Linked DNA regions of Mus musculus: all the other regions are linked to region 1. Evidence: chromatin loops called from intact Hi-C (ENCODE). Cell type or tissue: left cerebral cortex. All regions are shown on one strand.

Evidence for each region. Hi-C counts contacts between places; a loop is a spot of excess contacts. Peaks named below come from ENCODE experiments on the same cell type or tissue, not always from the same donor. Only the 100,000 strongest peaks of a DNase experiment are listed, where the experiment ranks them.
Region 2: it touches region 1 in a loop (4-fold over the local background); 13 of 42 quality-filtered maps call a loop at or near these places.
Region 3: it touches region 1 in a loop (2.7-fold over the local background); 7 of 42 quality-filtered maps call a loop at or near these places.

Annotation. Positions count from the first base shown.
Region 1 is chr10:126,529,184-126,531,683 of GRCm38, reverse strand. No RefSeq gene overlaps it. Among named protein-coding and RNA genes, the nearest start is that of Gm40797, 130 kb to the left of the region's middle. In left cerebral cortex, a CTCF peak has its summit at 80 (motif pointing right); DNase peaks (open chromatin) are centred at 121 and 1,257.
Region 2 is chr10:125,724,228-125,726,727 of GRCm38, reverse strand. No RefSeq gene overlaps it. Among named protein-coding and RNA genes, the nearest start is that of Gm36884, 19 kb to the left of the region's middle. In left cerebral cortex, a CTCF peak has its summit at 1,249 (motif pointing left); DNase peaks (open chromatin) are centred at 831 and 1,212.
Region 3 is chr10:126,329,529-126,332,028 of GRCm38, reverse strand. No RefSeq gene overlaps it. Among named protein-coding and RNA genes, the nearest start is that of 1700025K04Rik, 41 kb to the left of the region's middle. In left cerebral cortex, a CTCF peak has its summit at 1,231 (motif pointing right); a DNase peak (open chromatin) is centred at 1,262; H3K4me3 peaks cover 527 bases.

The DNA.
Region 1 (2,500 bases):
TTTTTTGAGTTAACATTTTTTTCCCACTTTTTTGTGGAGAGAAATGTTTTTGCACACTCTCTTACCTTAAGACCAGGTCCAATTCCACCTATTTCCAGTAGGGGTCACTGTGGTTCTTCAGTAGTTAAAAAATTTTTATTTATTTATTTATGTTTTTTTTTTTTTTTTTTTTCCAATTTGGCATCCCTGTTAGAAGGGGAGAAAAGCATTCTGTCATGGTTATTATTTTTAGCAAAGTTAAGGGAAATGTTAAAATGATAGCCTCCTTTTTTAAATACAAAGAACACTTCGCAGAGCAATTGAGCTTTTTCCAGCTTCTGCATCCCAGGCTGTAACTATCAGAAACATTTCTATCTTACACCGATGACCCAAATTTAATTTATTAGTGTGAAGTATTATCCCTATTCCATTTATTCTGCCATTAAGACAGAATTAAACTCGTTCTTTCCATGGTGTGACGGTGGCAGGCTACCTGTTTCCACTTGCAGACTAGTGCCCTTTTTCTTCCTTCCTTCCTTCTTCCTTTTTTTTTCCCCCAGAAGGTGGCTTCCCAGCAGTACAGAAATACAGCTTCCGAAAAAGTTCATTAATAATGAAGTATCAAAGTTAATTAATGGCACATGAGATATGCAGATGTAAGGACCATTTTCTAAGGTCAATGAAGGAGATCCAGAAAATTCAGACATTGTTGCATCTTGAAAAGAATTCCCCCTGGTGAATTCAGCAGGAATGTAGACTAGGTATTTGTTTGGGAAAAAAAAGATCAAATATTAAGAATTAGAAAGAGGAAATATAGTCTCCGAATATTAAGAAGACGCATGCTGAGTATAACATCCAAGTGCCGGAGCGATGTGACCATCAAAGTCCTGATTTCTCCTCCTGGATCTTTAACTTTATATCGCGGGGAACCAAGAAACCTTAAATATGATATTGCTTTGAAAAATCTCATCTTTTCCTCTCATCCCCTTTTTACTACTTGCAGCCTTGAAAAATGCTGTCCCGATCACCTTGCAAGATCATCTTCTATTTCACAGCCTGGGGCCCTTTGCTTCCTGACATATCCTTATTTCTATAGCATTTTGACTACATTCCCAGACGTTTCCCCACTCCCGCGGCCTCTCAATGCATTTCAAAATCGATTTTCTTGGGTATTTGTCGCAGACCTCACATTTAGCAGGATTAGGGGAGGTACCGGGGCAGGTGCTACAACCTAGAACTCCACCAGTCACCTTATAGTCAGGGCAAAAGTCTTTGAGACTATGCGTAAGTTGGGTCTCATCTGGGCTCAGGCACACAACTCCATTTCTCCAACTTTGCTGAAAACCACCAAGGTCTGGGCAGCAAGAGGCAGGCAGGGCTGACTGGAGAGGGACTCCACTGAGTTTAGAACCTTTACTCTCTCTGTTAGTTACACTTCCTGAAAGACCAGTCTCTGTTTCTAAAATGAGAAGAGTAATGGTTGCCTTGACACAGTTTTAACCATAAGTAAGTAACTAGGATTTTTCTTTTGTTTGGAAAGCTCCTTAAGTTTTTCTCTTCAAAGGATGGAGCCAGCGTTTTCTTCATAATCCAGAATCATCAGAAGTGATTTAAAAATATTTCCTCGGGGCTGTCTCTTATGTAGGTCATCTCTCCTTAAGTCCAGTGTTTCTGCATTTTAATATTCAAAGTGGGGTTTTAAGTTGGCAAAACTGGAATTCTAGCCCTGTTCTAACACTAACTTGCATGTGACTTTCATAATCCCAATTAAATTAATTTGGAGACCATTAGAATAAGGATCCTGATGATGGTACAGCATGTGGTTAGAGTAAAATAATAGCAGCAGTATCGGGTCACGTGATCGCCATGCCTCTGCCTCGAAGGTGCGTTTGATTGAGGAGTGAGCGGTTAAAGCGCAGGTCGTGGGTGTGCCCTGGTCTGTAGGAAGGCATCTGTGTTGTCAAGGAGCTCACCTTCCAGCACGATGGGAGAGGCACGATTCTCTGCTTTCCCTCAGAGACTGAGACACCATCGTAGCCCATGGCTGGCATGTGGGATGGGGTTGTTCTAGAGCGTATTATTAGGGAAAGCCTCTGTGACGAACTGGCGTTTGAAGATTTTGACGATGGAAAGAAAACAGCCAGGTAAAGACTGGATTGGGGAATGATATGGAGGAGGGAGCAAAGGCCCCAAAGGTGGACTGACTGTGTGAGGTTGAAGGAGCGGGCTGCTGGCAAAACTTCAGACTCAAACCATGATACACACCTTGATCAGGCTTTTCTTTACCCCTCATACTTGAGAGGACTCCTAAGCTCTGAATGTCTGCTGGAAGCACTTTGCCTGAGCCTTTCCCATCATGCTTATTTTCAGTGAAACTCAGTGTCCTTCTAAGTGCAAGCTCTCCGGATCTAGGCACTGACCTTCCTTTGAGAGACTAGCCTAGCCTAGTGCATTCCCTTTTCAGTAGGATAAGCAGGTTCGCCCAGAGGAGGTAGTGAGATAAACAACAAACATCAGGTGA
Region 2 (2,500 bases), 800 kb after region 1:
CTCAGCTGATGAGAGAAGGGTCAGAGACATTTCTGCTTGTCTAGTCTCAAGTTTACTCCCTTGTGCCACGGCACCAAAGATTAGCGTAGCACGCTCCTGTTAGTCCAGCCCTGGTTTTCTTTCTTAAAAGAGAAAATTTAACAGAAGTTTTTATTTTTCCCCCCCGTTTGTTGATTTCTTTCAAGAAAGGGTCAAAAATTTATCTTCAAAATACTAGTTGTAGAGATGCATACAAATAACAAAAAGAAAAAAAGAGAGAGAGAAAGAAAGGAAGGAAGGAAGGAAGGAAGGAAGGAAGGAAGGAAGGAAGGAAGGAAGGGGGAGAGAGAGAGAGCTAGGGAGAGAGAGAGAGAGAGAGGGAGAGAGCGAGAGAGAGAGAGAGAGAGAGAGAGAGAGAGAGAGAGAGAGAGAGAGAGAAAGAAAAGAAAAGAAAAAAGAAAAGAAAAGAAAAGAAAAGAAAAGAAAAGAAAAGAAAAGAAAAGAAAAGAAAATACAGATTTTTAAAGAGCCAGCGAAATATCATCTCTTACTTGGCTCACTTTTAAAGTTAGAGGATTGTACAGAATGGCGCCTGTGTGGCTGTGCGCATGCGCACTTCCCATCCCAACTTTGGGTAGAAGAGATTCTCCCCTATAGAGGGAGAGAGAGGAGCTTTGCATCTGTTGAGGCAGGGCTAAGTCAGTGTGAGAAAGTCAGGAGCAGCCGCACTTGACACCCACTCTTGTCAGTTCAGGCCACTGAGGCTGAGCAGAAGGGACGCTGGGCCTTGTCCCAGATGCTGGGTCTGAGACTCGAGATTTCCCTCTGCCCGCCCCTCCCCCATAGCCTTCCTTTGTTTCCCTGGAGGGTTATTTATGTTGCTAATTCAAGACTTTGACTTGTAGGATAAACCCATGCTGTGTGTTTATAGAACAGGCAAGGCGGAACCCTGGGTCCCTTTGATTGGAGATGATTTTCACATGTTTCCTGGTTCCCCTTTTGTGAAGATTTATCTTCAAACTCGAGACTTCCCTCCTTCTCACTTCAGACTTAAACTACTTAAATCTAGAAAAATAAAATTGTTTAACTGAACCTACTTCCCTAATAACTTTAGAAGAGCCAGCCAACAAATTGTTTACTTGAGAGGACCGTAGCCTTTTCTTCCGCTCTTCAATCACCCTCAAGGAGAAGGCAGATGTGAGTGGCTGGGACCTGGTGGAGCACGTGGGCGCGTTTGCCCAGCGTGGTGGGTACCGCCCTCTGTAGGGTAAAATTAGGCTTACTCGAATCTGCTAGATTGTCTTGCCCTCTAGTGGTCAGTACAAAAAAAAAAAAAAAAAAAAAAAAAACCACACACGAACATTGCAACTTGCAATGACTGTGTCTTAACGTTTACTTATAGGTAGGCGAATCGAATTATTATTGAGTTAAATCAATCTGCTATCATGCAAGATAGCACATATAGTTGGGCTTACGTGTACGTTTTTATGGGTGGAGGATGGATCCCATCGCCCTTTGCAAACTAAGATGTGCTTAGCCACGGAGCTGCGTGTCCCAGAACAGCATCATGTTTTACTGAATTAAATAAATTAAATGGCCACTTCCAAAATTCCTTAGGGGATACATTACAACATACAATTGTACATGTTGACGGAGCACCATCTTACACTGTTGTATGTACACATATCACATAATACGAAATCCAGACGCATCTAATTCCTCACACACGTATAATTTGCTTATCATGAGAACAGACAGGATCGTTCCTTGGAGCTTTTTAAAACACACAGTGCTGTTGTCATCCAGTGACCCCACTGGGCAGCGGCGGGCCAGATTTTCCTTCTCCATAACTGTACATTACTGCCTGTTAGCCAACATTTCTTAACCCACCCTTTCCACTCGCTCCAAACACCTTACCCTTATTTTCTATATCTCATACAGATTCCATTTATGAATGAACTCTCGAGGCAGTTGGCTTTCTGTTGTTGGCTTATCTCATTTAACATTACAATCTCTGGTTTTTCATCTGTGCTTATTTATTTATTTATTTATATTTTTGAATGATCACATTGTATTGTGAGTGACAGAATAGTAAGTAATCCACTTTAATATTCACTGTATCCATCCATCAACCATGAGAAACTTAGAGAGTTTCTTCAGCTTGGCTCCCATGGATAGCATTTGTCTTAGTTAGGGTTTTACTGCTGTGAACAGACACCATGACCAAGGTAATTCTTATAAGGACAACATTTAATTGGGGATGGTGTTTACAGGTTCAGAAGTTCAGTCCACTATCATCAGGGCAGGAGCAAGGCAGCATCCAGGCAGGCATGGTGCAGGAGGAGCTGAGAGTTTGACATCTTCATCTGAAGGCTGCTAGCAGTATACTGACTTCCAGTCAGCCAAGACAAGGGTATTAAAGCCCACACCCATAGTGTTACACCTACTCCAATGGGGCCACACCTCCAAATAGTGCCACTCCCTGGGCCAAGCACATACAAACCATCCCAGCATTTCAGTG
Region 3 (2,500 bases), 200 kb after region 1:
ACTTCATCCTAAAGAGGATTTAGAGTTCCTTTCATGGAAGCACACAGTAGAAGAAGGGGAAATAAATTAAGAAATGAGAAAGATGAAACAAAGGGGAGGGGGAAACATTCTGGTAGAAAACACCAGCAACAAAGCCACAGAGCACAGCCCTGTCCTCTCACCCCCCGAGTATGAGTAAGGCTCTCCAGCATGAGATAATACCAAATCCGAATTTTTCTCTAATTTGTAAATTTTCAATGGAAATTTCAGGCTGTTGCTCCAAGTAGAAACGAGCTCTAATTATCTCTCCGATTTTCATATGATTTTCAATAAGTCAGCATTACTGCTGTGGCTGATGAACTGGAAAGCCCAGAAAAGCAGGCTCGACTTTTCTGTGCCCTCTGAATCCTTTGAAATGTTTTAGAATCACTGTCTTTGAAGGATTTGTTTGTGCAGAGAGAAAGAAAAGGAGAGGTTGGGAAATGGTTTCGTATACTGTTGTGTCTGATCTAGTAAACTCCGTGTTCAGGCTTGCTATAGTGGCTAAGTCGGCCACCAAAACACCACGGGGGTTACCAAATGGCTCGGTACTGAACTTCTCAGGGCTCACTGGATATCTTAGCCCCACCCAAAAATGTATCCTGCTACATCTAACGGAGAAACAGTGTGAAAACACACAGAGAACACTTTTGTAAGATCGTCTTCTTTAAATGTCTCCTGCTTGGGGGACATCACTTGGGAATCAGCTCTATGCAAAATACCTTGTAATAACCTTTTCTGTGGAGATAGGGACCTCTAATCATATTTCAACCGCGAGATACACACACGTGCTTCAAGTTAAGGGAATTCTATTTATGCAGTTCTGAGTGTCCTTGTGGGGGGTGGGGTGGGGGAGGGAATAACTTAGGGAAAACTTTCTGCTGTCAGACAACCGTTCTCTTTTGTATAATTGTGCATGGAAAGCAAATAATAGTATAGTGCATGATTTAATGATTTAGGCATTTATTAATTCATTTTTAAAAAAGGAACCTTGAGGGTGGGGGGAGTTAAAAGCAAATTTCCTGCAGCAAGGAAACGAAGCCCTTAAGGTTATCCAGTTCATTTATCGTTGGAGTTAATTAAACAGTGACCTGGACTTTTCACACAGTAATTACTCTTGATGAAAAATTAACTACAGTCTTCCAGTAAGAAAGCACACACAGCAAGTTGTTAGAGGGTGGCTGGCCTGACCCAGGACGCTGGCTCGGCGGCCACAGTTCCTGTAGGTGGCAGTGAAGCACCGCACGAGCCGCCGGCCTCGGCCCAGACTGCGCATGCGCTACGTGAAGGGCAGGCGCTGCCCGGAGCATGCTCTGCCCTCAGGCCAGCAATTTCACTAAGTTCCTGGCTACCTACTCAATTTCATAGCCGCATCTAAATGAATCTTTTCTGAACTCAGCAGAAATACAAACTGCTCCTTCATATACCCCAAATTGTCCTTCTGGTGGAGCTGGAGCTGGCTTCTGTTTTATTTTTTCCTTTTTTTTTGAATTTCAGCATTGGCCTTATATGGAGGGAGTGGGGTGGAGAATTAGGGCTAAACCCTCCGCTTGAATTGTCAAAGCCATTTAGCTTAGCTGTGGCCCAGCCTGCTTAGGGGGAAAAAAAAAGTAAATCTATAAACTGAGGATCACAAACCTGCCCTACCCAGGAAAGATGTCCCGGAAAGCCCATAACTAGATTTCTTTCTTCTTGTGTTTTTCTTTATTCTGCTGCTTTCCTTCCTGCTATTCAAAAATAAATAAAATCCCCTACTCTGCTCAAAAGGCCAGGATGATTAGAATTTACACAGCAACCAAAACCATGAGTCATCTAGGTAACTTGCAACTTTCAATTTGGCAATAGTCTGATTCTATTTTATTATTATTATTAATATTATTATTGTAACTTGTTTTCCTGTTTGACCTTAGATCGGGGTTACTTGATAGTGTAGGGTGATGAGGATTCTGAAACTGTGTGGGTTTCTCCGTCATTTCAGGCAAAATTTCTCTCTCCTGCTTCCTGCCTCCAGTTTCCCATTCTTTTGGTGGCAAGAAGATAGACTGCACAGTGTCTCCCACATGTCTCTATGTCATGTTGCCTTGGGTCACAATACCGACTGTAGATGCGAGAAGAGTAACCCCCCTCCTCCAACCTCTACCCTGTGCACAGATATATCTAAAATGATTCCTGGGACTTCACTGTTGATATAGCTTGTACAAAAAATTTTATAAGCAAGATCCGGCAGAAAATAGACAGTCAAAGCAATTTATGGACTAAGTAAGAGGTACACTGGAAATAAAATTGAAGTTTAAAGACAAAGAAACTGGGGAAAGAAAAGACAACGGTCTAACTAACAGTCCACAAGGCATCAGAAGGGTTTAAGAAAAACACATCTTGACGTCTGGGCGCTGAAGGAGGTAGGAAAGGGGGTGACTGGTAGTATTGAGCCAATGCCTCTCAGAATTGGAAGAGCGGCAAATCAAAGAAGATTCTGGGAAGA